7 separate regions of the Homo sapiens genome follow, and all the other regions are linked to region 2. A link is a loop called in an ENCODE intact Hi-C map of the cell type or tissue named here. Cell type or tissue: GM12878. All regions are shown on one strand. Each heading gives the region's core, and the rest is flanking DNA. Links, peaks and the distances in the headings are about the cores only.

Region 1 (4,377 bases), core at 84-4,083, 890 kb before region 2:
ACGGAGAAGAATACCATAAAACATACCTTTCCTTCTCTGTTCTTAAATCTGGTGTTATTACCAGAAATCCATCTGTGCCTCTGTCTAAAGCTTTATGTGTCTATAATTGGATTGTTTTTCTTTTTGCTTACTTTTTTTGGAGGAGACTTTAGTGAGTTTTTTTCCTTAGTATTTTAGGTAATGCCTCCCTGAGTCATATATTAACAGTGATAACTGTTTATCTGGCTGTCCCTCTTTCTCCTGGCATCTGTATGATTTCTTTTAATCACATTCCCATTATCCTCTAATTGTGTAAAATTGTTATATTAAATATAATTTCTACTGGTAGCCACAGGGTGGCATTCATGTTCTTTGCTATCATTTTAATGACTGATAGATTACAAGGTCACTTTGAGTAGATAAATAGCCTATAGATTCTTTCCAGTGAGGTTCACATTCTGATTTTTCATATTAACACTTGTAAATTGCAGAACTTATTATGCTTTCCCACCCATCCCTCATTTTGCTTCCAGCACCTTCAGTCCCTTCCTACAGGAATCCAAGATGACTCTGTCAGGTGGCCTTGTTTTAATATTCGCCTCGGTCAGAGAGAATCTAATGAAAGCCAGAAGCTGACACTGCCTCGGTATTCATTTCAACTCAGCCATCATGGGAAGATTTGCCAGCAGCCTTTAGCACAGGGCTCTGACTGAACACTTGCTGGTAAACACTAAACTGAATAGCAAGTAGGATCACTTACCCCAACAGGTTTGTGCCAGTCTAGGTGTAATCTCCAGACAAGTACTTAAGGCACTAAAGCCATCTACTGAATATTTAAACATGACTTTGATTATCAGGAGAAAACACACACACACACACACACACACATACACACACACACTGAAATGTTTACCTGGGAAGTTCAGCTCTGAAGAAGCATTTGGATGGTATTTTAGATATGCAGAGCTTATTGCTTTTACTCTGGAGCTGGGTATTTCATTCATTCATTCATTCATTCTTTTAGGTAACCTAATTATCATTCATTTAACTTATGGTGAGTTCATACATCATTACATATTTTATCACATTAATTTATCAAATATTATTTTTCCCATTTTAGAGATGAGGAAAGTGAGTTAACAGTTAACAAGGTTAACAATTAATTGAAAGCAACACTGAGAGTAAACTACAGAGGTGAAATAAACATAAAGGACTTTTGACTAATTATTTTTTCTCTTTTCACATCCCCACAGTTGTTATGGGAGTGATATAAACACGTCTTCCCTCCAGGTACCCCATACCTTGAAATATTACCATTTTTTCACTATCTCACGTGGACTTCTTTTAATAGGGTCTCTCCTGGCTTTCCTCATTCCAGCTTCTTCTCCATTCTCTTTCTGGAACCACCTTACTAAAACTCTGCTGTGATTTTTTTTTTTCTGACTCAGAAAAGTAGAATATCATGCAAAACTCAGCTGTGTTTTTTACTCCTCATTGACCCTTTAAAATTAATTTGCTGAAAATTTCTTTCTCCTCCTTTCAATAAACATCTTAGCAATCCCCTGTGAATTTTCTGGGTACTTATAGGTAATAGAAAGTCCTATGCTTTCCTTAAGTCACAAATATAAACTCAATACAGAAACCAGGATGTCTATCCCAGTATCTTAAGGAAGACTTTAATGGAAATGCTTCTCCCCTTTCACCTGCAGCTAAGCTTCCTGCCTTCAAGGAGCAGAGTGCAATCAGATTCACCTTTTTCTTTTCTTTTTCTTGAGATAGTTTCACTCTTGTTGCACAAGCTACAGTGCAATGGCGTGATCTCCACTCACTGCAACCTCCGCCTCCTGGATTCAAGTGGTTCTCCCCCCTCAGCCTCCTGAGTAGCTGGAATTACAGGAGTGTGCCAACACGTCCAGCTAATTTTTTTTTTTTTTGTATTTTTAGTAGAAACAGGGTTTCACCATGTTAGCCAGGCTGGTCTCGAACTCCTGACCTCAGGTGATCCACCCGCCTTGGCCTCCCAAAGTTGTGGGATTTACAGGCGTGAGCCACCGTGCCCAGCCTCAGATTCACCTTTCTTACTTGCTCGCCTTTTCTCCTACTTCCTAGATGTTGTTACTGACTTTTCCAGGGTAGTGGATGAAAGAAGAGAAGTAGTGGAACTAGAAGTTCTTACTTGACTGGTATAAGAAGATAGCTTTGCTTTCCTAAGCCTAAAAGATGCATAAAGCCAACTCTCTAATGGCATTTGTGGGTTCTCTAGATGCTCCTTGGCTCGACCCTCTTCTTTAACTTGCTTCTTGAAATGCCCTCGGTTTCTGCTTTTTTTTTTTTTCTGTTTTTTTGTTTGTTTTTTTCAGCAGTCCACTCTAGAACCTCTGTTGAAATGCCATTGCCCCAGAAGCAAATCTTTTGACCCAGAATCATTTAAAACATGATCACAGGCTCAAATTTTTACCATAGTTCCGTATCTGGCCCCCAGGATTCATGCATCTTTGACCATCATTGGGGGAATAGTAGTTACTCCCTCAAGCATTTCACTCTTCTCCCATGAGATGCTTTAGCTGGCCTCTCATCTTTGGAGTCTTTCAGACTAAGCATCCTTCCTCTGTATTTTCTAGCTGCAGAGAATGTTTCTCAATTTCTGACTAGTCTTATAGATCGCTTCTCTAGTTGTGAAATTAAGCCTTTCTCCTCAAAAATCCATTGCTCTGTTGCATTTTGTGCAACATGTTTTTGTCTTCCTTGTGGACCAGTTGTCAAACTGGCTTTGTAGAATCTTCTTTGAAAAATCGGCTCCTTTGTCACCTCACTTTTGTATTTGATACCTATTGTTTGGCCTTCAAATTTTAATCCCAGTACATATATATATATATATATTATTTAATATATATTTAATATATATATATTAAAAGATTATTTAGATTCCAAATGTTGGAACTGGTAGTTCAGCCTAGCCATGTCACTGACAATAAAACACAAAGCAACTTGGAAACTCAAAACTCTGAAAAGTGATACAGCATATTTGAAAATAATCCAATATAAATTCTTAAAATGGAAATGTAATAAACAAATTCACTGAGTTTATAATTTTGCTTAAGAGTGTATTAAACATAAAGAGAAAATTAGTGGAATGTGATATAGACTGAATAAAATGTCTATAAAGAAGTACAAAGAGACAAAAAAATGGAAAATTCAGGAGAGTGGGTAAGAGAAAGATGATGCAGTAGGGTCTAATACATGTTTGAGACAAATGGAAGAGAGGATAGTACAACCACATATATTTAAAGTGCTAATGTCTAAAAATTCTCCAAAACTGATGAAAGACCTCAATCCATAGATTGAAAAAAATTCAACAAAACTATAGCAAAATAAATTTTAAAAATACCTAGACAAATCACAGTGAAATTACAGAAATCCATAGAAGACATCATCTTAAAAATATCCAGAAGGGGGGCAAAAGATTTCCTTCAAAAGAGCAGTATTTTGACTGAAAGCTGATCTCTCAAAAGCATTGCAGCTTTTGAAAATTAGAACAAGGCAATGAAGTAATATCTTTAAAATGGTGGAAGAAAATAACTGGAAACTTAAATTTTAGCCCTGTGACATATCTTTCAACAATAAAGGTGAATATGACAACTAAATGTACCGTTTGAACTGGGACTAATTCTGGATCAGAAAAAAATGCTATAAGGGATACTATTAATACCATTGCAAATATTTGAGTATGTACATGAGATACTTGCTACTCATAGTACCATCTGGGGATATGCCTCACCTGTGAGCTTCTTAAATTATGAGCATAATCACAGGCACCATTCCAGATCCAGTGGATCATTTTCATATTTTTACAAGATCCCCAAATGGTTTGTATGTACATTAAAGTTTGGGCAGCACTGTATTAGTTAATTATATTTTATTTATGTTAAATGTCCTGATTTTGATAAGTAAGAGAACGTGACATGTTGGAAAATGTCTTTGCTCTCTTGATATGTATGCTCATATATTTACAGTTGAAGGATTATGATGTCTGCAACTGAATCTAAAATGGTTCATCAAAATGATGACAGGACAATAAGTAAAAATATATAGTAATAATTATAAGAAAATGCATTGTTACCGTGAGAGACACTGCAAATATGGCAAAATGTTTTTAATTGGTGAGTCTAGGTGAAGAGACAGGTGTTCATTGTGCTATGTTTGCAATGTGGAAAAATAGCTTTGGAAAGAAGTTTGGAAAACATATTCATTAAGGTTGAAGATACACATAATGTATATCCCAACATTCCACTGCTAAATGTGTATCCAAGAAAAATATTTGTGTAAGTCTACTGAAAGACACATGCAGGAATATTCAAAACAGTTATTATTTGCAATGATCCCAATCTGAAAACACTC
Region 2 (4,377 bases), core at 100-4,099:
ATGAAACTGAAGGGCATTATGTTAGGTGAAATAAGCTAGGCACAGATAGACAAATATCACATGTTCTCACACATATGTGGGAGCTAAAAAAGTTGATCTTATGGAGGTGGAGAGTATAATGATAGATACCAGAGGCTGAGAAGGGTGTTCATGTGTAGAAAGGGGGTGAAGAGAGGTAGGACAGGGGGTATAAACATACAGTTAGATGGAAGAAATATGTTCTAATGTTTGATAGCACAGTAGGGTGACTATAGTTAATAAAATTGCATTTTATATTTCAAAATAGCTAGAAGAGAGGATTTGAAACATTCCCAACACATAAAAATGATAAAAGCTCAAGGTGATGAATATCATAAATCCCCCTGACTTGATCGTTACACATTCTATACATATAACAAAATATCACATGTACCCAGTAAATATGTATAAAAATGTATATCAATTAAAAAAATCAAACCATGAAAGCTAATTAAGTTTAAAAAATGATTTCATATAACTTTAGTAAGAAATACTTTAAAATTCCTTAATGCTAAAAAATTTATCAGACCAGTTAATATATAAATTTTAGTTATATAAGCATTTAAAAATTTAGAAATATTAAAAACTGGAAATAATTAAAAATCAAGATAGGTTGGACTTAAGAGGTGTGGCATTAAGGGAGATCAGATACAACAGACTGAGCAAAAGCAAGAAGGTGAGAATAAAGCGAAACCCAGGCATAGAACCTACAAAGAATACAGTAAGAAGTCACCAGAAATGTCAAGCAGACTGTTTGCCAGTCTGAACTATCACCCTATCCCCGTAACAGAATTCCATGAAAAACTAAGAAAAAATAATATGACAAAATATATGTTTTATTTCCTTCTTTATGAGCCTGTTTGGTTAACATTTTATACCATGCAATGTTAGGTTGAGAACTAAACCAAGAAATATGAACACAGGAATGGAAAATAGAAAGAAGGAAAGAAGGAAAGGAGAGGAAGAGAAAGGTAGTAAGGAGGGAAGGAAGGAATGAAGAAAGAAAAATAAAAGAGAATGAGGAAATAAAGAAGAAAAATGTAATGCACCATGAAAAGGAGATACATATACAAATATGCAAAGGGACATGCAGAAAAGAAACATTGACCAATTAATCTCATTAATGGGTACAGCTCGAAAACTAATGTGCTTAAGTACAGAGGGAACAATTTAGGATAAATAATATGAAAGAACTTTATAGTTATGTAAGAACACTCAGGCAATGGATCATGCTATCGAGGGAATTTAGAGACACTCTTGGCTGGAAGACACTAATTTATTATGCGCTGATTTAAGTATAATTAAAATCAACCTAGATATTAAACAAGGGAAACGATATGTAACTTTTAGATATCCATTTATTACCTAAGGACAGAGAGAGCAGCAAATGTGCAAATGTTCTACAGCCAGATTAATCTTCCTTTAAAAAGCTCCCATTCATAATATCACTCCCTTTTGAAAATACTTTAATTGACTCTACATGATCCATCCAAATTCATAAGTGGAGTATTCAATATCCATAGTCTGGCTTTACCCTACTGTTTCAATCATGCCTCCCACTTCTTCTAGATGCTGGCCATCTACACTCATTAGGTTGATCTACTCCCCATACTTTAGGGTGCACAATGTTTGCCCAGCGTAATTGCTCAGTGATTTTTTAATGGATTTACTGATTAAGCTTCAAAGGCATTTCCAACTCCACAGAATGTATGCTAATTCTAACGTTACCCGTATAGAATACTAAAAAAAAATTTTAACATTCTCCAAAACTATGGCTATATTTTTCTCCTCTTCCATTTTCATCCTTAGGATGGTTTTCCAAAGTAAAACACTGGCCTGTGAAAGCTACTGAAATAATCTTGGTTTCTTCAGTAAGAAATAAATTATTCACTATCATCCCCACTCCAATGCAATCATAGCAGAATTATCTTTCAAATTATAGCCACATGGTTTCTGAAGACTAATGAAGAGGCTCAGCCCAGGAGACAGTTTTGGGATCCAAAAAATACCTTTCAGTTTCTGCTCTTTCTAATTCGGACAGTAGCAATGAGGCCACACTGATTCAACTGGTAAGCTTCCTTCATATTTTTCATTGTTGTTTTTTCCCTTAGTTTCAAGCCCTACCTGAGCCTTGCCCACGCTACCACCACTCTGTCTGAATTTTTGCACCTTTATTTCATCCAGGTTGATACTCACAGCCCCTGAGTTTTCCTGACTGTCTAAGACAACAGTCTAAAAGTGAAACCAGAAAGCTAGGGGGGAGAAACAGTGTCACACAAAAATTCTGGCAGATACTGCCACCTACAGGGATTATAAGGTCATCCCCAACTCAATCTCCTAAAAAATCACTCATTTATAATAGAGGGGGAAACTGGGCATATTTGAACTACACGGATAAAGAAGAAGCCAATTTCATCAAATGATAACCTTTGATTTAGTGTATGGAATAATTATATATGTATATATGTATGTATGTATATGCATATGTAAATCAATCATTAAACAGGGCCAATAAAAACAGGGCTGTAAGAAAGAAAATTAAAGGAGAAATATCAGGTTGTGCCAGTCGATAATTTCTGTTACTAGAAATTATTAAAAATCATATTGGACGAGTTGATTACCTATTTTTGGTTCTATATGCTCTTGAAAAGTTTATGTAACACTGTATACAACATGATAGAATATTTACCTATAACCAAGGTGTCTAGGGGTTGACATTTTTATCCTATAATATTTGAAACTTAAAATTATATTTTAGTTATTCACAAATAATTCATTAAAATTCATAAACTAAATGATAAACTATATCATTCCTGAAATAACTAATATAAATGTAGCTATTTAAAATATGAGATGCTGGCTATTTCTGTGATGATTTAATGCCATGTTAACAAATATAGAGAAGAAAATAGTATAAAAGCATATTTTTAGTATTTACTGTTTAAAAAACCTTTAGATCTATGATTTTTAAAAACTGCATTTGAAAATAATTACAAACATATAGAAAAGGTGCAAAAAAAGCACAAAACATCCCTTTACCCAAGTTCACCTATTACTAAAATTTAACACTAGGATTTTTCTCAATTTATTTAATTTTTTTCTCTCTCTGTCCACACAAATACACACACACACACAGAAATTGTTTTTTTTCCTGAACCATTTGATGGTGAATTACATACATCATGGCGCTTTACCTCTTAAATATTGTGTATTTCCTAATAATAATATCGTCTTACATAATCATAATGTTACCAACCAAATAATCTAATCTAAAAAGTAGATTATTTGATCTCATCTACAATCTATTTCCCCATTTCCTGTCAATTGATCCAGAAATATCTTCACGCTATCTCCCCCTCCAGAACAAGACCCAGTCTAGGAAAGCTATAATCTTTGAATCTGCTTTTTTAGGGGAGAAGAAGGAAGAGATTCCTTATTTTTTAGCTGCGTAGGCTCTTAGCTGTGTCACCATTGCAACCAAATGGCTTGAGTGTGACAACTCCCATTCATCTTTTTGGTCTACCTTTTCCTTTAATACATCTTGGAGTCAGAAGATGGATAATAAATTATTTTGGAATTATAGATGGGTAATATTTAATGCCCAATATAAGAAGGACTGAAGACTTCTAAGGTTTGAGGGCAGATGATTTTTTTTGCATGCATTTGACAGCTCAATTGATTTTTACTTCTTCATAAGTTACCTAAGTGCTATGGATAGGTGATATGGTACTACTTTAGGTGTTGATAACTGAATTATGTCAGTAGTCTAGGGATGACAAATAGCCAGAAAAAAAAAATTCATTAGTTTCCCCAAATTGGTAAACAGTTTTTGGGAAATTGGAAGAATAATATGAGTGTCATGGAGACACTATCGGCTAAATTGACAATCAGTAAGAATTAGGTAACTGAAAACCTAGCTCTTTAAGTGTGTATGAGAGGAGAGAAGGCGGGTTAAACTGGCAGTTATAATTACCATGATTCATTCAAAAGTATGAACTGCAGTAGTTACTATGCATTTCCAAGTAGATTTTCAAAACTCCTAAATTGGTGGGAGTCTAAATTCGTTCAACCATTGTGGAAGAGAGTGTGGTGATTCCTCAAGGATCTAGAACTAGAAATACCATTTGACCCAGCAATCCCATTACTGGGTATATACCCAAAGGATTACAAATCATCCTTCTATAAAGACACATGCACATGGATGTTTACTGCAGCACTATTCACAATAGCAAAGACTTGGAACCAATCCAATTGCCCATCAATGATAGACTGGATAAAGAAAATATGGCACACATTTGTTAGATTATATAGAGTAATGCTAAATATTTAAATCAGCAAATCATCTGTTCCATTATAGTT
Region 3 (4,377 bases), core at 84-4,083, 1.5 Mb before region 2:
AGATCTGAATTTAAGAACATTTCCTTTTTCTGTGGGAATCACAAGAGTTTATCCACTAAAAAAAGATATGTAAAAAAGATACTTTCCAGCACATAAATAAAGGCTGGAATTTTACAACCTGATGTATATATTAGACAGTTCTAGGATGTTAGTTCCCTTCATTCCAGAGCTATGCTTGTGATACAGCCCCTTTTCTTATAAAGTCAGTTAGAAGGACTTCCTTAACAATGACTATTATAATGTCTTACTTAAAATACAGTTTTGTATTCTGTCAATGCAAATATAAGACAGGTTGAGCCTTAATCATGTAACAAAATATTTTGTAGATTACATATTGATTTTTCAAAAATTAAAAATGTATTTCAAACTATTCTTACTGTGCTGTGAATTTATATCTTCTTCTGCAAGACCTGGGGCTATTTTTTTTTCTTAAGGTATGAAATCAATTTCAATAACCTTAAACAATTGACCCTCTGTCAGGCATATGTCAGGCTCCACTCTTAAGGAGTCAGTGACCATGACCTCTTTGCATATCCTGGAAAAATGACATCATCAAAGTATAGTTGATAATGTTATAAAGGATGATTTTAAAAATAGGGTATAATCATGACTCACAAAGATATGAGGCTGGGTGTGGTGGCTCACGCCTGTAATCCCAGCTCTTTGGGAGGCTGAAGCGGGTGGATCATGAGGTCAGAAGATCAAGACCATACTGGCTAACACGGTGAAACCCCGTCTCTACTAAAAATACAAAAAAAAAAAAAAAAAAAAAAAAAAAATTAGTTGGGCGTGGTGGCGGGCGCCTATAGTCCCAGCTACTGGGGAGGCTGAGGCAGGAGAATGGTGTGAACCCGGGAGGCGGAGCTTGCAGTGAGCAGAGATTGCGCCACTGCACTCCAGTCTGGGCAACAGAGTGAGACTCCATCTCAAAAAAAAAAAAAAAAAAAAAAAAAGAAATATATGAAATGAATACATGCATAAGATTACCACTATTCAAAGCCTTTCACAATTTTTCCTTGAAAACAGGAAAAACTTTGTCCACAGAATTCCATGGAATTTTCAACCTTTGGCAACTTGTAGAGTAGTCCTGTAGAATTAATGTGCACCTAAAAGCCACATTTTTAAAGTTTAGAAAACCAGTTTTACAAAATTGCACAGAATATATATCAGGTAAGATATACGTGTGGGTGGTAGGGAGTTGGGGGAGAGTGGAGGAGAGTTGTGCGGGAGTGGAGGGAGGCTGTAGGAGATATGAAGGGAATCAGTGCTTATAAAGGACGAACCTAACAACCTCTCCACCCTCCTTTTTATAAGAAATCTGCCTTGTGTTGAAATTAAATTTTTATTGAGCTACTAAAGTTAATATTTCAAAAAGGCATCAGTACTTCATAGAAGACAGAGCATGAAGCACCATTTTAGCCACTGCTAGCACTCACAAGGCTTGGCCCTAGTTCTTCAGGAACAGCAAAAGGATTGACTGGCAAAAACTGACCATATTTGTAACAACAGTCCTCAAAATCCCATCAATCAATTCTTCCCTGTTTTGTCTCAACTCTGGCTAGACTGTCCCACCGCTTTTGTGTAGACACAGGGTAGATTTTGATGTTGTCTCTCCTAGACCCTCCCCATCCTCTGCAACTACTGTATTCCAAGGAACTTATACCCTTAGCCAGGGCCCTAAAACACAGGGTTATGTGTATTCTGTTGAATCATATGTAATCGCCAATATTTACCTTTCTTGATGGGAATTTCACGGGCTCAATCTAATTATCCACATATTTCCCTAGGTCATATGATACAAGCACTTTTTGTTATCCTGCTTAGAAATGGCAATGAAATATGAATTTGACTAATTTTTAAAGCAAGACAGAGTTGCTAGTCAAGAAGCAAATAGTTGAATTACAAAAATCCATAGATACAAGCTACAGATAATATTGTGCCTTTAAAATCATCTGTAAGGAATGTAATCATTTTCCTCTGTAAGGAAAAGGAAAACTGATTAGATTAATTGCCCCAAGTTTTAAAATATTTCAGTTCATTTCCGTGAGACTTCCTGGGGAAGAAAGGCACAGCATCATTAGACTCTGGGTTTTGCTGCTTACCCTTCATGTATCTGCACTCGCACAGCCTTCCAAACTTCAGAGGGAAGAGTGGCTTCTTTAAATAATATGACTGTGCGTGTTGACATTTTCCTGAGAAGTCCCTTTTGTAGAATCCAGAATTGTGAACTCCATGAAATGTAATTTGCAGTACATTCTTTAAACAGAAGAGGGTGCTCTCGGGCAAGCTGATGCTACCCAGCTCTAGAAATATAAGCATTTAAATTTGGTGGTGCTTGTATTATGATTAGTGCAAGATCTTGGGGGCATTTAATAAAGCATTTCAAAGCATTGTGAGTCCAGTGGAGTATAATTAAAATTAATGCAATAGACAAACACATTAAAGTATTCTTAATGCCTAGTCTAAAAATGCTGTCAAATACAGTTTTACACATCCGAAAGATTTAAATACTATGCTTGTCTCTGAACATTTCTAACTGTTACAGAGAAAGAAAAACAGTGTCTTCCTTCTCCACAGGTTTCAAACAAAATTTTTCTAATGAGAGTTAATAAAATCTTCTTTCTTTAAAAGATTTATAAGATATTATAATTAATTCATCCTGCTTTGGCATGTGTCAAGGTCAATGTGGTCTCTAAAAATCTCCAGTCCAGGATTGTACTTTCAGCTTCTTAGGTAAGAACAAGCAAAGATATATGCTTTCAGGAGAATATTTCATGCTGCCTTGACTCAGGGACAAGCCTTGGTTCTGTTTCAGTCCTCAGAAAGGAGTAATGAATATTGTTCTTTTCAAGATGGGCTCTGTATTTCTCTCAGAAATCTCCCTGGGTGGATGTTGTTGTTTTTTGTAAAGCCAGTTAGGACACTCTCTTTCCAAAAGTCTTATATCATGAGTAGTCTATGAGTGTAGCTGTACGCACGCAGCATTCCCAAAGCCTTCTGAAGTACAGAAGGCTTCCTAAAGACATTGGCTGCCAGTTTGGCACTCTGAGTCACCTCAAAATGCTATGTGACCTTCGTTCCAAATAATCATCTTGCTGATCATTCTAATTTTCTTAAGTGCTTACTATATGTCTGCATTTTTCTAGGTACTAGGGACAAGTAATTACAAAAACAGTTAATTCCTGCTGTTATAGAGAGCATATAATAGTGGGGGAAGTCAGGCAATAAATATCAAGTTGTGATTATTGCTATGCAGAAAAATAAAGCAGGGTAAAACAATAAAGAGTGGTAGAAGCGTGCCATTTTAGATAGGTTGGTAAGGGACGTTCTCTTTGATGAGATGACATTCTAGCAGCGAGACCTGAAAGAAATGAGGTAGAGTGCCACTCAGATCCCCAGGGAAGAGTGTGTCCAGCAGAGGGCTCTGCTAGTGCATAGGTGCGGGACTCGGGGTGCTAACCCGTCAGAGGAACATCACAGAGGACAGATGGCTGCTGGATGGCCATATCGGAGTGAGCAAGGGGGTGGGATGGAGGTGGAAAGAGATCAGAGAGATTGTGGGGAGGTGGGGGAGGCAGACCACCTAGGGTTTTGTGGGCCATGGATTTTACTCTGAGTGAGATGGGAGCCCCTGGAAGGCTTTGTGTAGAGGAGGGGTAGAACTTTGTTACATGTTAAGATGATCGTGTGGACATAAAAAGGAGGTAGAGGCAGAAGCAAAGAAAGTAGTTAAGAGTCTATTGCAGTATCTCAGGTGTCTTAGTCCTTTCTTGCTGCTATACCTGAGACTGAGGGATAGCAGAAATTTCTCACAACACAAATTTCTCACAATCTTGGAGGCTGGGAGGTCCAAGATCAAGGTGCCAATAGATTCAGTGTCTGGTGAGTGCCTGTCTGTTTCTTATAGTAGGCACGTTCTTGCCGTGTCCTCACATGGCAGGAGGGGCAAAAGGGCTCCCTGAACCCTCTTTTATAAGGGCACTAATCCTGTTCATAAGGACAGAGCCTTCATACCTAATTACCTCCCAAAGGCCCCACCTTTCACTACCATCATCTTGGGGGTTAGGTTTCAATATATGAATTTTGCGTGGGACACAAACATTCAGATGATAGCATCAGGTGAGAGGTGACGGTGATTGAGAGTGGTGACAGGAGATGAAAAATGGTTGAATTCAGAACATATTTGAAATATGGAGCCAATAGTATATGCCGATGGATTAGATGTGGCGCGTGAGGGAAAGAAGGGAACCAAAACAACTGCCAGATTTTTGGCCTGAGCAACGAAAGAGTGGAGTTGATTTTATGGACGAGGGGAAGGGTGTTGTAGGAGCAGGTTTTGGGGAGAAAGATCAGGAATTCATGTTTGGATGTGTTAAC
Region 4 (4,377 bases), core at 89-4,088, 1.2 Mb before region 2:
CAAGTATAATACCCATAATTTAGATTTTTAGGTTTCCAACGAAATGATCGAAACAGGCACACACAACTAATTCTCCTCCTAGTAACAAAAGCTTGTTGTTTCACAGTCTTAGCTACAGCAAGGCATAAGTACACTTTTTTTTTTTTTTTTGGCTAATTAACTCCGTCTTCCCTCAAATGTTTAGGAGTTGTTTCTTAACATATAAAAATGACTTTATAAAGTTAAGCAAGAGTTGAGGTTTAGGGAAACAATATAGGCATTTGCTTTTCCTCTTTTTTACCATTAGCTATGTAAAATGTCTCTCAAATTTTCTGGGTTTCATTACAGTTCACTTTAGTGCAGAATACGGCATGAGATGGTAATAGAGCATCTTGTTCTGTTGAATAAAAGAGTTGAGGGAGAGAATGTTGAAGTTTTCCTGTATGCCTTTCTTTGCTCCTCCTTTGTTTTTTCTTTCCCTACAATAACACATAAGGCCCATCAGAGGAAGGCTGTTGTCTTGTTTGGTTCCTGCTATATTCCCAATACCTAGTCAGTGTCTGGTATATGGTCATTTCTTCAAAAATATGCTTAGAACAAATATGTGCTGACAGATGTGGTCAGAGTAGGAGAGAATAAGAACATGAATCACAGTAGTGACCCTGGAGAGAAATGGAAAACTGGGATGATGAGCAATCAGTGCAGATGTAGTGCTGACTGCCCTGGGAACTGATTAGATAGAGGGCACTGGGAAAGGAAGGAGTTAAAGTAACAGCGAAGTGTGGAGCCTGATGGATTGAAATGATGAGCAAAGAGAAATGAAGTTGGGAGCAAAGCTGTGATCTCTGATTTGGGTACGTTGAGTTTGAAGTTCCGGTGGGAGATAGCCACAAGACAATTAAAAAAGTGAAACTAGGTCCGGCGCGGTGGCTCACGCCTGTAATCCCAGCATTTTGGGAGGCCGAGGCGGGCAGATCATGAGTTCAAGAGATAGAGACCATCCTGGCCAACATGGTGAAACCTTGTCTCTACTAAAAATACAAAAATTAGCTGGGCGTAGTGGTGCACCTGTAGTCTCAGCTACTTGGGAGACTGAGGCAGGAGAATCGCTTGAACCCGAGAGGTGGAGGTTGCAGTGAGCCTAGATCCCGCCATTGTACTCCAGCCTGGTGACAGAGCGAGATTCCGTCTCAAAAAAAAAAAAAAAAGTTAAACTAGAGCTTAGAGTAGACGTCAGGAATGGATATACGGATACTATAGTCAAAATCATAAATGTGATAGATTGTGAAAATAAAGACAAAAAAAGACAGGGAGCCCCAGGTTATATCCTTGGAGGATACATACATTGTTGGGAGGCATGGGGAGACTAAAAACTAGAAGCATTATCAGAGGTGTGCAGGTCTAAGAATTAAAAATGGGAGAGGCTTTTAGGATGAGTACTTTGTCAACGGTGTTAAGGGCGGCAGAGAAGCTCATGGTGATTGTGTTAAAAAATGATTATAGAGTTTTGTGTTTAAAATATGTATATTTGTTTACTATGATGGTAGCAGGTTCCATAAAATAATGAGTAGTGGGCAGAATCTAGATTGCTAAAGGACCGTTCAATGCTTATCTAAGATACTTCATATTATTTTTTGTAGCTTATAATAGATGTTCAAGAAATACTTGTTTGGGAGTGAAATCAACATTCACATTCTTTTTAGAAGCAGCTATTTTTGTTTGGAGAGTACTTTCTGATACTGCCTCTGGAACAACTTTAATGAAAGTAGAGTCCAGCACTTACCTGAAGTTGTGATTATCTACAACCATCTGCAATGTGGTTCATCTCTAGTTTTCACTTGGAGCCTCACTGGATGTCAAGCTGCAGGCTGCTAAGAGCAATCAGCTGGGCAGGTAGAAAATTATGTGTATGTGAGTCTAAGTATATTTATATTGACCTGGTAGATGCCTAAATCTCAAAAGAATTTTAAAATTATGTCATGTTTTATGTAATGGAAAATTATCAATTTTATTTGTAAATTATTTCTGGAAGTTTGCTGAAAATAACATAAGCAGTGGCTTAGCCCATAGGCTTGGGGTTAGATGTGGGGGGTGCAGAGAAGAATCTGATTTACTGTGTAGCCTGTAGTTACTTGATTTCACCACTAGATGGTGATCTTGTATTAGCCTGGCAAGCTGCCCACTAACAAAGGGTGGCATACAGTCGACTGCAGGTGGTTGAAACCTATTACATTGACATAGAGAAGCTTTTTTGGTGTTGTGAAATGGTTGATACTTGAAGTAATAAAAATTAGGGAATGTTAGTGTCCTTCTGACTATACAGACTATGATGAACTGAGAACACTTGAGTACCTGGTTAGAAACCTACAGTGGGGGAAATGGGGAGAATACTGTCTTAGGAAGCACAAAATCTGCATTCTAGTTCACCTGTTGCTGCTTGTAGCATATTTGGGAAGTCATTTTCCTTCCAAGGGCTTCAGCTACTTCACCTGTAAAATGGGAGATGATGATATCTACCTTGTCAGCGGCTGTGCCAGTTTTCCCCAAGACCTTTTCCTGTTCTTTTAGTGGTGGGGAAAAAGAGGTGGAGGTGTAGTGTGTCTACAGTAGGAGAAGAAAGAAGGCACTGAGGAATCTTGGTTGGTCTTGGTCTACTTTTTTTCTAATTTTAACTTTCTTCCTTGGTCACGTGGATGGAGTCTTAGTAAAAGATCTTTCTCTCACTGGGAGAACCGGGAGTGAGAGTCTTTGCTACAGACTGAGAGTAGAGAAAGGAATAGAGGAAAAAACTGAAAGGGAAAATGTTCTATAAAGGCATTGTGGGGTGTGTGTGTGTCTGCATGTGTGTCTAGAGCCACAGAAAGGTGAAGTAGAAGATGTTCATTGTTGGGAATTCCATTATTATTATTGATTAGTTGAACCCCCTTAGTTGTCACTGAAGCCTCATAAAAAGCCATGATGATGGTCTTGTGTTCCAATTTTACAGTTGAGGGACATAAGGAGGGCTTATGATACATCTTTATTCAATGTTAAGGCCTTATTTTCAATCTGAGAGTCAATATAATAAATAATGGCAGTGGGTTTTATTTCATGCTTAATCAAAGGGCCTTGTATGAGGGACATCTTAGCCAGTTATGCAGAAATAAATTATTTGGCTTATAAATTGATACTATTTTACTAGGAGAAAATAATGTCCTTAGTGGGGTAAATTTCTTGGAGGCTCAAGTTATAACTGTTTTTCTCAGTTTTTCACAGGATGCTTTTCAAATGATAAATAGCCTTTGGCAGAGAAAAGGAATTTGATTCTGTCCTCTCTAATCCAGAAATTCCATAATGGAGCCACAGAAAGCGTCTTGCTCGGTTTCAGAGTAATTAGTGATTACCCAGAATTACTTGAAGGAACTGGATTGTATCCTTTCTGATAGGAGAAGCCATGAAAGACTTTATCCTAACCATTCTATATCTTCTTATTAGAATAGAATAGAATCAAAATAGATGAAGATTTGATCTTTCCTGGAAGGAAAGGAACAGCTAAAGAGAGACGGGAGTTTGAAAGCATATGCTGAGAGAAAAAAATGAATTAAATTATGGCAGGAACTGTACCCTATAGAGGATATGGTTTTGTGACTGTCTATTCACTCCTCTCATGAGTTTCTGCCTTTGAGAAATTTTCGTTGTTTTGTTTGTTTTGAGATAGGGTCTCACTTTGTTACTCGGGCTAGAAATAGACTACAGTGGCATGATCATAGCCCACTGTAACCTTGAACTCCTGAGCTCAGGTGATACTCCTCCTGCCTCAGTCTCCCAAGTAGCTGGGAATACAGACATGTACCACAACAACCAGCTAATTAAACATTTTTTTAAAAAAGACAGGGTCTTCCTATGTTGCCCAGGCTGGTCTTGAATTCCTGGCCTCAAGCAATCCTCTCTCCTCGGCCTCCCAAAGTGCTGGGATTATAGGCATGAACCACTGTGCCTGCCCTGAGAAATGGCTAAAAGTAGTCAAATATTCTCTCTAAAGTACTCCTGGTGAACTTTGATCAAACTCAATTGATTCTGAAACTCTCTCTTTGGTTTGACGATGGTCAGGAAAGCTGTGTAGGCTGAGTTCAGCTAGAACATACTTAGCTCTGTACTTAGCCAAGATAAACTTTTTAAAATAAATTGTAAGAGATAGGGTATTAATGACAAAGTTTTTGTTATGTAGCCTTACTATTTTTGGAGTCCCACATGGCTCAAGTCTTTGCAAATTGTTGGTTTTCTTTTCTGAACCCAACAATGGAGAACAGCAGCAGGGAAAACGCTGGCAGATCTCAACCATTTTTATTAGCTAACATGAAAATGTGAGAACTCTTAGGAAGATGAATGTGTTTGGCTGCCAGGCTGGGAGAAACGACA
Region 5 (4,377 bases), core at 204-4,203, 370 kb before region 2:
AAGAGCAGAAATAATTTATTCTATTATTTTTTGCTCAATAAACACTCATTGATTTTTTTATTTGGGAAAAAAACAGAAAATGAGATCTAGCATATCAACAATGTAGTCAATTATTCACTGACAGCTCAAAGAGGAGAAAAATTGGTATAGACAGAAGCATTTGGGAAATCTTCAAGTAAGAGATAGAACTTGAACTGGGCCCTGAAAGGTAGAATAACTTGGGGAGAAAGTGCACGTTAGCTGAGGCATTTGAAGTAAACTACCTACCATGCAATTTCAACGTAGCAGGGACTTATATACTACTGCCTAAACAAAGAGTCTGCCTCCCAAGATGAACCTATGAATTACTGTTAGATGGTTCAATATGACTTTAAAGATGAGATTTTGGGGCTGCAATGAGTTGCTAGTGAGGTCATGAATATTATCATGAGCACTAATTCTAAGATATAGAATTAATAAAATGTAATAAGTTCCACTTTCCCTTTTCCCCATCTTTTTTTTTTTTTTTTGGCCCTTCTGGATACTTGTAATTGTGGTTGAAACAAAACCACATTTTTTCCATAAAAAAAGAAATAAAAATATGAAGAGATAGAAACAGCAACAGTGAAGCTAAATTGAACCAAGATTGGTCAGAGTGCTAAACACCATCTTTTTTTTTTGGGTGGTGGGGGTTGGGGGAGGAGATGGAGTCTCGCTCTGTCGCCAGGCTGGAGTGTGCAGTGATGCAGGGGTGCAATCTCGGCTCACTGCAGCCTCTGCCTCCTGCGTTCAAGTGATTATCCTGCCTCAGCCTCCCAAGTGGCTGGAACTACAGGCACGCCCCACCATGCCCAGCTAACTTTTTTTGTAGTTTTAGTAGAGGCATGGTTTCACCCTATTGGCCAGGATGGTCTCGATGTCTTGACCTCATGATCCACCCACCTTGGCCTCCCAAAGTGCTGGGATAACAGGCATGAGCCACTGCACCCGGCCTAAATACCATCTTTAATTCACAGTGCAGGGTTGTACTACATTAAAGATTTGGGATTTTTGATTGAAAATATATGTATCTTTAAGCATAAGTGATTAATAATGAAATATGATTTTAAAAGAATCCTATGTTAAATTGCAGCAAGATCCTAGCAAGAAATGCATGGCACCCTCAGCTGGGATTTTTGAGACACTCTGAATACATTCCTTTTTCTATCATCTTTGCCCTAAAGTACACCTCCCTCCCTTTGCCCAATGCCTGATATTAGCAGGTAAAAAAGATACTATAGTCTAACAGGCCTAGTCAATTCTCTAAACTGCCTAAGCTCAGGACCCATTTAGGCAAGAAAAGGTGTTTAGCTTCGTCAGGAGTTTGTAATACCCCCAGCACTTCCCGTTTATGAGAGAATTGAAATCTAGGCTTCTACTATAAGATTTCCCACAGGTTCTTTTTTCCTTTATTCAAGAAGTATTATCTGGGGGAATTGAATAAAATTATATTGATATTATTTTTAATTGACAAATTATAATAGGCTGTATTTTTCATGAAAGTACCATCCAGAGGTGAGACAAATGTTAATAGGTAGGATTAAGGGAATCAAAAAGCAACGTAGAAGATCTAGGGACTAGCAACTGTGGGAAGCTCTGCACCTCTATAAAGGGTCTAGCTTTCTAGGACAGTCTTTTCCCTTATTCAATCCCGATTTCATCCAGCCCCATCTTCCTCCACAGTGCCTGAAACTAAGGTCAGCGTATAGCCGGTATTGAGATGCAGCCTTTTTCTCCCCATTTCTAACTCCTCCTCTCTTAGCTCTTAGTTGATGCATCTTTTTTCAAACTAGTTTGATTCCCCCAATAATAAGGTTTAACAGAATTTTCTACCTCTCATATTGCAAAATTACTGCATTATACTATTGACTGTTATCACACCCAGATGGTAGTATTAATTAATCAATACTTATAATAGGAAGATGAGGTATACAGAAACCGCTCAAGGGCACCCAGCTAATATATAATAGAATAGGTGTTCAGTGACTACCTTTTGTCTATAAAGGAAAGCCCTAACTCTTTTCATTAAAAAAGCCTTCACAACCCATCCCATCCCCTATCATGTTTCCCCTTGACCTCTAGCCACTTTCTTTATAAATTGCTATAGACTGAATTGTGTTCCCCAAAATTCATATGTTGAAGCCCTAAGCCCCAATGTAATGGTATTTGGACATGGGGGCTTTGAGAGGTAATGAGGGTTAGATGAGGCCAAGAGGGTGAGGCCCTCATGATGGTGTCACAGGATCCTTGAGGTGTCACATTTCCAGCTGGAAACCTCTGTGGCCAGTGTGCCTTTGCCTGAGTTATGGTCAGCATGCTGGACTTGTTCTACCCACTTAGCCCAGCAGGCTGCGCTCAGCTCACACTACTGGCTCAAATCCCACGCCTGCCAAGGGTGAGTCAGGCACAGAGCAGTGAGGGGTGTGTGAGCAAGTGCAGGGTCTGGCCACTGTGCACAGCCAGGTACGCCAGCTGCAGCAGGGTGGGCAGCTCCAGGCAACAACTCCATACAAGGCTGTGGCTGGACCAGGGATGCTGCAAGCAGCTTCAGCTGCAGGCACTAGGGAACACGATGGTGCCCAGAAGCCTGGAAACACCAGGAAACACAGAGCCCCAAAGAGGGCATAACAGCCCTGGCTCAGGGAGCACCTAAGTCTGGACTCCCCAAAGAGCAACAGCTCTCTCCTTCTTATAGCTCACAAGGTGGCAAGCAGGGGACATGTTTCAGCACTATTTGTGTTACAGCTCTTTCAGTATCGCCATTCGGTGGGTTTGGGTTCTTGTCCCACATCCAGGAAGAATGACGTACATGGACAACTGGAGGGTAGCAAGGTGGAGAGGAGCTTTGTTGACCAACAGAACAGCTCTCAGGAGACCTAAAGTGGGTAGCTCCTTTCCACAGGTACATTGTCCCAATGAGAATCCAGCACTCAGCAGAGAGGAGACCTGTGGTGGGTAGCTCCTTTCTGCTGGCAGGTCATCCCGATGAGTTGAGGAAACCCTATGTGGGTGGCTCCTTTCCATAGCTGGTAGCCCTGACATCTGTGTAAGTCTGGCTGAGTCCAGGGGTTTTTGTTTGTTTGTTTTGAGATGGAGTCTCGCTCTGTCACCCAAGCTGGAGCACAGTGGTGCATTCTTGGCTCACTGCAACTTCTGCCTCCCGGGTTCAAGCAATTCTCCCTGCCTCAGTCTCCCAAGTAGCTGGGATCACAGGCACCCAGCACTGAACCTGGCTAATTTTTGTATTTTTAGTAGAGACAGGTTTTGGCCATTTGGCCAGGCTAATCTCAAACTCCAGACCTCAGGTGATCTGCCCACCTTGGCCTCCCAAAGTACTGAGATTACAGGCATGAGCCACCACACAGGCCTGAGTCCAGGGATTTTATGGGCTCAGAAGGGAAGAAGTGCATGCTGATTGGTTCAGGGGCAGCCATGGGCAGGCCTGGAAAAAGCATCATCCAACAGTCTGAATGGTCATCAAGGAAGTCCTCGCTGAATGAGAAGGTCAACCAGAACTGGCACCCAGGTCCCCAGGCTTCAGGCCATTTCTGACCAAAGTGGAGTTTCGACAGGGACCGTACCTTCCCGTCCTGTCTGCCTCCCACCATAGAGGGTTGCCTGCAGGCCCATGCCAAGCCTCCCTCAGTGCCTCCCCACCAACATAACAACCCGCCTCCCAAAGTCTGGCCAAAGTCCAGAGAGGACCAACTCCAGAGGGACCAGGGGACTGGCGTGTCAGTGCCATCCTGAGTGCATGCACACCCAGCCGTGTTTCGACAGCATCCAGGGTCAGCTGCAAGTTTGCTCTGCACCAGAGAGGACACAGGGTGTTGGGAGGCCTGGGAGCAGGAGCAAGCACTTCCGAGCCTGAGGGAGGAAGGGGGTGCTTCCCACCCAGACAGCACGCAGGAATGCCTGGGTCTGGAGCCTCAGTTGGGCAGCTGCAGCTGTGCCCACAAGTACAGGCCTCCTGCCCCACCAACTCCCTAGGGGGCATGACTCCCACCTGTGCTGAACCCTGCAAACTCCAGGGAGCCTGCTGCCCCAGCAGGACCTCCCCTGCTGAAGCTGGCATCCCTGCAGGCTGCTCCAAATGGGCCGCTGCAACCATCATTGGGATTAATGGCTTTACAAAAGGAAGAAAAGAGAGATTGCTAGCTCCAGCATGCAAGGACATTGCAAAAGGTGCCACCTGCAAGCCAGGAAGACCCTCACTAAAAGGGGAATCACCTGGCACATGGATCTTTGACTTCCTAGCCTCCATAAAATAAATTTTTGTTGCTCATGTTCTCAGCATATGGTGTTTCATTATAACAACGTGACCTAAGACCAATGTGGTATGCCTTGCTACAAAAAAAA
Region 6 (4,377 bases), core at 103-4,102, 530 kb before region 2:
GCCCAGTCGAGGTTAGTGGTTCTTAATTTAAAGAGATAGGCTATAGGCACAAAGTACAAGATGATACGGATTTCTCTGGAGTTAAGGTTTTACTAAATATAAAAGTCAAGAAGAGACAATGGAGTGTTAATGTTAGGGAGTGGTGATAATGATTCATTATGGAATTTAAAGGGAGGTGAGGACCTAAAAAGGCTTGGAAGTCAGTGAAAAGAATGTGGGATCAATGTATAATCAACATCAGGTTCAAGGACTATTGGAGTCAAGAAGCACAAAGAGAGAACTGCAAATACAAGCAATAGTGGTCAAATGTAGAGTGACTAAAATTGAGATTACTGAAAGATTGCATTTAATGACAATGTAAAGGTGTAAGTTATGATAAAGTCTTTCTTCAGACACCTGCATGGCTTGCCTCCTCACTTCCTTTAGGGTCTTGCTCCTCATACCACTTCTAGGGGAGACCTCTCCTCATTAACCTGTTTACAGTTTCGACTTCTTTTTACCCTCACTGGCACTTGATATCCCTATTTCCTATTTTATATTCTCTCCACGAATTTTTTACCATCTCACATTCTGTATATATTGATGTATTTATATTGTTTATCGTTTGCCTTCCTCTACTAAAATTTAAAATCAAGAAGAACCAGGATGTGAATCTATTTTGATACCTACAGCTTCTCTAGGGACTAGAACATTGCCTGGCACATAGTAGACTAGGCACTCAATATATTTTTGTTGAATGGCTTGTATAAAGCAATTGTCCACTTGACTATGACTATCCCAAAGAACTAACAACTTCTCTTAAGTTTATAGCTTCTTCTGCATAGTTGAATTTTCTGAATAGCTGAGGATAAATTAGTAAAGTTCCTATTAATTTTAGTTATTTTTGAATAGAAATACAAATAAGAGAAAAAATATGGAGCTGTCTTTCACTGTAAGTTCAGTTAAATGGGACACTAACCATTTTTCAACTATTTTAGGTCATTACTATAAAACAAACTATTAGACTTTCCTAAAATATGTATGAATTTTGATCCCTTCCAAAGAAGCATGGACTACAATACTTTCAGTTGCACCTATTCCTTTTGTCTCCTCTTTTCTGTCAGGCAATCAACTATTGTGTTATACTGGAATGTGTGCACATTCCTGAAACAGATCTTCTACCACTAACATGTATTCCTACTCCATAATTTGCTGTTTTCATATATTTTGAACCAATTTTACAGGATTTATGTAAAATAAGAGAATATAGGCATTAATTGAGGGCACTAGGGCTACAAATTTTTGTTATCTTTATTTCCTACATCTAGATTCCTTAACTGTGTGCTAGAGAGGGGAGATTGATAGATATTGAATTAAGAAGATGTACAAAGTTACTGTAATTTAGGTCATGTGGTATTTTTATTGCTCAAATTTCCCTTTTCTCATGTAAATGGCTGCCTTCTCTATCTATTCATATGGCCAACCCTATGTTGATAGAGCTAAACACATAATGACATCATGAAAATGTGCAAGAAGAAAGGATACCAACTAAGGTCCTCTGGAAAAACCCTGTCCTTAAAATGTGCTCATCTACTAAATTCCCAAAGACTCATAGGACAAAATTCCATTTGAAGGCACGGTCTTGCTAAAGCAACAAATGGCAAAACATTTCAAAAAGAAGAAAAAGCAGTGTATTTGACTAGTTTTAAAGATAATGCAAAGGTCTATGATAAATCTTGAGTAATTCACCTGACCTAGATTTAAATAGCACAAATAATTCTTGCAGAAATAAATGTTTAGTTCTTAACAAACGTTCCTATAGCTTCAGGTATTACATTTAGAGTTTATGTTGTTTTTGGAACTTCAGTTCTACTCCGTAATTTTTTGGGGAAAAAAATAGCCAACTAAGAGTAAGAAAAGCAGAGTTCTTTTACTGATTTCTGACATAAATTATCAAGTCATATCCCTGACTGTTGTGCTTTGTGGGCCTCAGTTTCCTCACCTGTAAAATAATCCCCAAAGTCTCTAATAGTCTAAATTCTACAACACATTGCTGTTGGATTAAAGAACTGAGGAGGAATTCTGCTTCCACCAGTAGAGGGTAGTGTTACCTAGACAAGATCTCAACATGAGTCCAGGACAGATGGAGCAAAGAAAGCCGAATTTAGAATGGAGAATTGGTAGCTACCTACTTCTCCCAGTCTTGAGTCACCAGACCACAAATGCTTCTCCACAAAATAGCAATCTTAGGCAAGTGTAGAAACGCACTCCTCCTCAATAATTTGCCACTATTCCCAAAATGGTCACATTACTCATTTCTATTGGAATATGAACAGAAATTTAAACTCCTGCAATCTGTGTTGTTTTCTGAAATTTAAAGTTTGTTCTATGAATACATTCATTTATATAAAATACAGCAGCTTGTCTATACATATTTGAACATTTCAAAATTACAGTTGAAAGTAGCAGATTTTTCCTCCTGCAAAAATATTTAAGAAGTATTTATAAAATTTGATTATGTTTAATATCATGCTGAGAGAGAAAAACTTAATTGTACTTTTTAATTTACATGTAACCAGTCATTGGCTTGTAATAGGTAATTTTGAATTTCTAAGTATATAATGTATAGTCACAATAATGGCTGAAAATATGAATCTCAATCAGCCTGCAAAATTTACAGAATGCCTCTCATTAAGGTGATTCCCACATGTGTCACGAAAGTTATCTAAGAAATGGATTTCTGGCCAGGTGCAGCGGCTCAGGTCTGTAATCCCAACACTTTGGGAGGCCGAGGTGGGCGGATCATGAGGTCAGGAGTTCGAGACCAGCCTGGCCAACACAGTGAAACCCCGTCTCTACTAAAAATACAACAATTAGTAGGGCATGGTGGCATGCGCCTGTAGTCCCAGCTACTCGGGAGGCTGAGGCAGGAGAATCACTTGAACCCAGGAGGCAGAGGTTGTGGTGATCCAAGATCGCACCACTGCACTCCAGCCTGGGCAACAGAATAAGACTCCGCCTCCAAAAAAAATTTAAAAACTAAAAAAAAAAAAAAAGAAAAGAAATGGATTCCCATATAGCAAGTTCTGTCTGGTAGGATAAAGCTGATGCATGTGAAATAGTAGCAGAATTAGATAGTTTAAGATGCTGTCTGTTCAATATTAAGTCAGTAGGAGACAAAAAAAAATATTCATCAAAAAACTGACAAAACAGATGAAGACAGGATGAATTATAGTCAATGGAGAATCCTTCAAAGAGGGTGTACCGTTTAACAACTACAAATTAAAAATTAGGCAACACATGTAAAAGTACATTAAAAGCGCCAAGGTACTATGCCCACGTGAAGTATTATTATTATTACAGCCTTGGGGTTCATGGTTACCATGAGGCTCTGTCCTTGGTGACCCTTGGAAGGCACTTTGGTAGAATCTTTCCATTTCTGCTTCTTCTTTGACCTTTATCAATGATAGAAGTCCTACTTCGTATTTTTTTCTGTTAATATAAATGTGAAAGCCTACAAGTTAACACAGAATATGTAATTACAGAAATATTAATACATAAATGATATCAATCCACCCAGATCCAGGAAAGCACCTTGCGCTGTACTAGTCACAGCCTAGACAGCAGCAATCTGTCTTTCCATGCAATACACCTCTGATGCTATTTCTGGTTGTAAGACTGCTCCCTTTTGGGTGGAGTTAAAATGTTCTCAGATTAGAAGAAAACCTGGCTACTTGAGAGAAAATAAAATCATGCTTCCTCCCACCCCCCATCCCTTCTCTTTTGCCTGTGGCAACTATAAGTGCAATAAAATGTGAGAGTGGGGAAGAATTGCTATGGCAACAAAGTGTGCTCTAATAATGAAAATGGCATCTAACGAGCAGAAGCAGCTAGAACTTTAAGGGAAAGAGAAAAGAAGTGTGCCTTGAAGAAGCAGGAAGAACAAATGTAAAAAGTTTAACGTATTCCCTTCTCCAGCCTACATATATTGGCCCATTTAGAAAAGTTAGATTTGTATCTTAACTTCCTCTAAGGAATATTCTAACAAGATAAGGTTTTATAATTTACTGGGGGAAACAGGAGGTTGGGGGTGGGGGCAGGGGTAGAAATTACCGAGTCATTCCTAAAAGTGGAAGGAGAAATCACTTCCTTTGATCTAGAAATATAGGACAATGTACAGTCACTTAGGGGATCCACAGAGGTATGTGTGTCCAGACTCTCTGGTTCTAGGCCCAGCTTTCCAGCTTCCTGATTTCTTTGACAACATAATTCTCTTCTCCACAAGAATTATTTATCAAAACAGCTTCCAAGTTGTAGAGGGGCCTGGAAACAATGCATACTCATCATAACTAGAATGAACATGCAAGTTGAGAACCTTAAGGAAAACAGGAGGGGTTG
Region 7 (4,377 bases), core at 147-4,146, 460 kb before region 2:
ATGTGAATTGGTTCAGCCCCTGTGGAAAGCACTTTGGAGAATTCTCAAAGAACTGAAAGTTGAATTACCATTCAACCCAGCAATCCCATTACTAGGTATATATCCAAAGGAAAATAAATCATTCTACCAAAAAGACACCTGAACTTGTACATTTACCAAAGCACTATCAACAATAGCAAAGACAAGGAATCAACTCAGGTGCCCATCAGCAGTGGATTGGATAAAGAAAGTATGGTACATACATTATACCATGGAATAGTATGCAGCCATAAAACCAAAACAAAATCATGCCCTTTACAGCAGCACAGCAGTGGTCAGCAACCTTTCTGACACCAGGGACTGGTTTCAGTTTCCTGGAATATAACTTTTCCATGGTTGAGGTGGGATGGGGGGATGGTTTTGGGATGAAACTGTTCCACCTCAGATAATCAGGCATTAGAATCTCTTAAGGAGCATGCAATCTAGATCCCTTGCATGCACAGTTCACAATATGGTTTGCGTTCCTATGAGAATCTAATGCCACTACTGATTTGACAGGAGGTGGAGCTCAGCAGTAATGCTCACTTACCTGCTCCTCACCTCCTGCTGTGCAGCTCATTTCCTAACAGGCTACAGACCAGTACCAGACCATTGTCAGGGGAGTCGGGGAAGGACAGGGAGAGAGGAGGAAGGGGTATAATCATCTGGAACAAAATAAAATAATATCTTCACATTTTGGGATATAACATGTTCTTGCTTCTGCAGGGGTACAAAACAAACAAAAGACTTCCCAGGACCCTCAGTGACCTTGAGTCCATGTTCAGAAATAGAACATTAATTTACCAGCAACTTAATGTTTTGCCTTCATTTCCATCTGCATGTTATAGATTTAATTTTTTAATACAACATAGAATAAAAGGTGCAACTTCTGAAGCAAATTGAGGTGCTGCAGTCCAAAGTAAAATGCAACTTATGCATCGACCAATCTGAAACTGTCCTTTAGCACATTAGAAATAACATACTTCCAATTTTATAATATTTATTTATACATCAGGCATTTGTAGAATTACTATGAGAAATTATGCCTTCCATCTCCCTCACTTCTGCTGTCAAGTTCACATGAATTCATTTCCTTAGGTCATCAAAGAGTGAATGTAAATAAACGGAGGGAGCAGCCAAGACCTGCATCTCAGCCTTAAATACACACATAGTCCCAGCTTCCTACCTCCTATGATTAGCAGTGGTTTAAGAAAGAACCTCTTTTAAAAAGTCTGTCCCTTCTTACTGAAACTGTAAATTCTTTTCACAATGAAAAAAATCAAGCCACAAATGCAAATATACTAAGATAATCCTGTAAAGCACTTGCTTAAAAATAATTGTGGTCTCTTGTTTGCTGCAAGGCAGGGTTTCAACTCCTTAGAGTGTCTATCTAGGCTCTTACATTTCTGTTCTAAAACTGCCTTCCCAGCCTCTGCTCCAGCCACTTCACCCACAAATTCTAAATCTATGTTATGTGCCTGGTCATCGTTACCCCAAAATAAAATTTCACCATTGCATACCTTTGGCTATGTTTTATTATCCCCAAAGACCCTCCCCAGTGTAGAACATAGGGCAAAATACTTGAAGCTTCAAATCTCAATTGTCTGTCTCTTTGTTTTCCTGTAGCTCTCCCTGACTCTTCAGTCTACCAATTCTTTCTTCATCTGAAGTTCGCTGGCACTTTATACAATTCTTTCTTTCAGCATTTATGTTGAATTTTAACTGTTTATGGACCTCCCTTCTTTGCCAGGGTATGTATTCCTGAGGGATGGAGAAGGACACTGCTTTATTCATTTTTATGTGCCCAGCACCTAGAACACCTGACACATGTAGACCCAATAAATGTGAAATTGAATTGAGTCTTCCAGGGAGCATATTGGCTTAAAATCACACCAAGGTAGACATTGCTAATATAGGTCTTTGCTAAGGATAAAATGTTTATTTATTTATTTCTATTTTTAGGGGAGAGTGTAGAGAATGCTTGAGGGCACTAAAGGTGAAAACAATATACAAGAAATTTTATGACATTTTCTCTCAATAGATATTTCTAGTTTTAGAGCCACATTATACAGTGCAGAGAAAAAAAAAATCTTTTTTATTTAATGTTGATGTAGCCACTTGGCCAGCAGAGGGAGAAAATACAATACAAAATACATGCAGTGATATTTAGCTCTCTCCATTATAAATGATGTGATATTTTATGTTTTCTTTTCCATCACTTTCAGGTCAGAATATGTATGAAATTATCCAAGAATATGTAGTTATCTAAATCATCTCTACCATCTTCCCCCAAATGTTAAAGTCTGCCTTTATTTTTCTTTAGGTTGAAAGAATTCAGCAGTGTATTTTACTCGAGAGCCAGTAAGCTCTCATCTAAAATTAATAGAAAATTATGCCTTTCAGAGAGAGCTGCAATTTCCAGATGCTCATTTCGTCTCTCATTGCACACTAATGAAATGAACTGGAATATTTAGGCGTTAGATATTCTATTGCTTGGGTCTGAGGGCAGTTAGCCAAAATCTGATGGTGCAAGATAGAACTGCTCTTCCCCTATAGTACAAAGAGACTTGCTTATAAGATTGGAGGGGGTGGGTGTGTGGGTAAGGTGTGGTTGTCTATGTTGTGTTATGTAATGTAGTGTGTATGTGTATATATACACACACACATATATATACACACACATATATACAAAGACACACACACATATGCTTTTCCATCCCACTAAATTTATACTACATTTGCCTAATGAAAGCATAATGTAGAAAATGCTTATTAACAGGTAAAATGAGGATATTTACTCACATCAAAACCTGATTCTTTTCTGTACAATATAATTCAAAGCTCTCATCCATGCATGTCAAATAAGATTAGAGTTTTTAAAACAATAGGATATATAAAGTTTTCACATTCATTGCAAAACATCTACTCCTTAGGAAATTTAATTTGTGAGGAAAACAAACAAATCTGAGAGATTATTAGCAGCAGTTACAAATAGCTTGTGCTAAGTGTAGTGTGCCAACCTCCCAGTCCTAAACCACACCCATCCCTTCACTCCATTAGCTCACCATCTCTTATTTCAGTCTTATCATCTTATAATCCATATTCCATGCTATAGCTAGAGTTTTTAAAAATTATTTTTTATTTTTAAATCATTGTAAATTCCATTCAATTGTAAAAAACAATACAAGGAGTTTCGATGTGCCCTTTACTCAGTTTCTCCCTCATGGTAACATCTTGCAAAACTGTAGTGTAATATCACCAGCAGGATACTGACATTTATACAGTCAAGACAGAAAACATTTCCATCATCACAAGCCTCCTTCATTTTACCCATTATAGTTACACTAACTTCCCTTTCCCATCCCACATCCCTGATCTGGTCTCGATATTTATAATTTTGTCATTTTAAGAATATTATATAAGTTGAATCACATACAATGTAATCTTTTGCGATTGCTTTTTTTTTTTTCCTCACTTGGCATAATCTTCTGGAGATTCATCTAGGTTGTTGGGTGGATCAATAGTATGTTCCTCTCTTTGCCAAATAGTATCCAACGGTATGAATGTACCACAGTTTAACCATTCACTCATTGAAGGAAATCTGGGTTGTTTTCAGCTATTGGCTATAGTCAAGTTGCCATAAAAATTATATACAGGTTTTTGTGTGAACCCAGGTTTTTATTTCCATGGAACAAATACCCAGGGGTGAAATTACTGTGCCATATGGTAGGTTCTTGTTTAGTTTTAAAGAAAACACCACACGTTTCCAGAATAGCTGTACATTTTACACCCCTACCAGCACTGTATAAGTGATCCAGTTTCTATGCATCCTCACTGCAATTTGCTGATGTCATTATTTTACATATATACTTATATACTGCTATCTCATTGTGGCTTAAATATCTATTTCCCTAAAGGCTAGTAATATCGAACATCTATTCATGTGCTTATTTGCTATATGAATCTTTGGTGAAATGCCTCTTCATTTGTTTGCCCATTTTTTAATTAGATTGTTCTTTTACTATTGAATTTTAAGAGTTTATGAAAAAAAGAGTTTATGATACATTCTAGATAATAGTTCTTTGTTGGCTATGAGGTTTGCAGGTATTTTCACCACTTTGTAGCCTATCGTTTCATTATTTTTGACAAGATCTTTAAATAAATTTTATAACTTTTGATGATGTCTAATTGATTTTGCCTTTTATGGAATATGTTTATGGTGTGAACTCTTAAGAACTTTTTGCCTTTCCCTAGATTCCAACGATTTTTCTACTATATATTTTTCCTAATACTTTTATATTTTAATGTTTTACATTTAAATCCATGATCTATTTTGAGTTAACTTTTGAATAAGATTTG

What was found. A loop is a pair of places that touch in the nucleus more often than their neighbours do. Peaks named below come from ENCODE experiments on the same cell type or tissue, not always from the same donor. Only the 100,000 strongest peaks of a DNase experiment are listed, where the experiment ranks them.
Region 1: a loop joins it to region 2, with 6 times the contacts of the local background. A loop is called at or near these places in 8 of 110 quality-filtered maps.
Region 3: it touches region 2 in a loop (8-fold over the local background); 14 of 110 quality-filtered maps call a loop at or near these places.
Region 4: a loop joins it to region 2, with 17 times the contacts of the local background. A loop is called at or near these places in 32 of 110 quality-filtered maps.
Region 5: a loop joins it to region 2, with 11 times the contacts of the local background. A loop is called at or near these places in 43 of 110 quality-filtered maps.
Region 6: a loop joins it to region 2, with 14 times the contacts of the local background. A loop is called at or near these places in 27 of 110 quality-filtered maps.
Region 7: a loop joins it to region 2, with 10 times the contacts of the local background. A loop is called at or near these places in 46 of 110 quality-filtered maps.

What each region holds. Positions count from the first base shown.
Region 1 is chr2:49,255,153-49,259,529 of GRCh38, forward strand. No RefSeq gene overlaps it. Among named protein-coding and RNA genes, the nearest start is that of FSHR, 100 kb to the left of the region's middle. In GM12878, for the core only: no CTCF peak of the experiment used is centred there; no DNase peak of the experiment used is centred there.
Region 2 is chr2:50,142,162-50,146,538 of GRCh38, forward strand. The region is part of intron 18 of NRXN1 (neurexin 1); the gene reads right to left. Among named protein-coding and RNA genes, the nearest start is that of MIR8485, 550 kb to the right of the region's middle. In GM12878, for the core only: a CTCF peak has its summit at 2,319 (motif pointing left); a DNase peak (open chromatin) is centred at 2,260; H3K4me3 peaks cover 398 bases; H3K27ac peaks cover 256 bases.
Region 3 is chr2:48,598,144-48,602,520 of GRCh38, forward strand. The region is part of intron 3 of STON1-GTF2A1L (STON1-GTF2A1L readthrough); the gene reads left to right. It overlaps STON1 (stonin 1), which reads left to right. Exons shown (of 4, transcript NM_006873.4): 4 at 1-370. Among named protein-coding and RNA genes, the nearest start is that of GTF2A1L, 18 kb to the right of the region's middle. In GM12878, for the core only: CTCF peaks have their summits at 2,262 (motif pointing right) and 3,396 (motif pointing right); a DNase peak (open chromatin) is centred at 2,247.
Region 4 is chr2:48,944,534-48,948,910 of GRCh38, forward strand. No RefSeq gene overlaps it. Among named protein-coding and RNA genes, the nearest start is that of MIR548BA, 110 kb to the right of the region's middle. In GM12878, for the core only: a CTCF peak has its summit at 2,131 (motif pointing right); a DNase peak (open chromatin) is centred at 2,168.
Region 5 is chr2:49,768,715-49,773,091 of GRCh38, forward strand. No RefSeq gene overlaps it. Among named protein-coding and RNA genes, the nearest start is that of FSHR, 620 kb to the left of the region's middle. RefSeq lists an enhancer at 3,859-4,358. In GM12878, for the core only: a CTCF peak has its summit at 2,369; no DNase peak of the experiment used is centred there.
Region 6 is chr2:49,614,921-49,619,297 of GRCh38, forward strand. The region is part of intron 1 of LOC124906005; the gene reads left to right. Among named protein-coding and RNA genes, the nearest start is that of FSHR, 460 kb to the left of the region's middle. In GM12878, for the core only: a CTCF peak has its summit at 2,086 (motif pointing right); no DNase peak of the experiment used is centred there.
Region 7 is chr2:49,685,895-49,690,271 of GRCh38, forward strand. No RefSeq gene overlaps it. Among named protein-coding and RNA genes, the nearest start is that of FSHR, 530 kb to the left of the region's middle. In GM12878, for the core only: no CTCF peak of the experiment used is centred there; no DNase peak of the experiment used is centred there.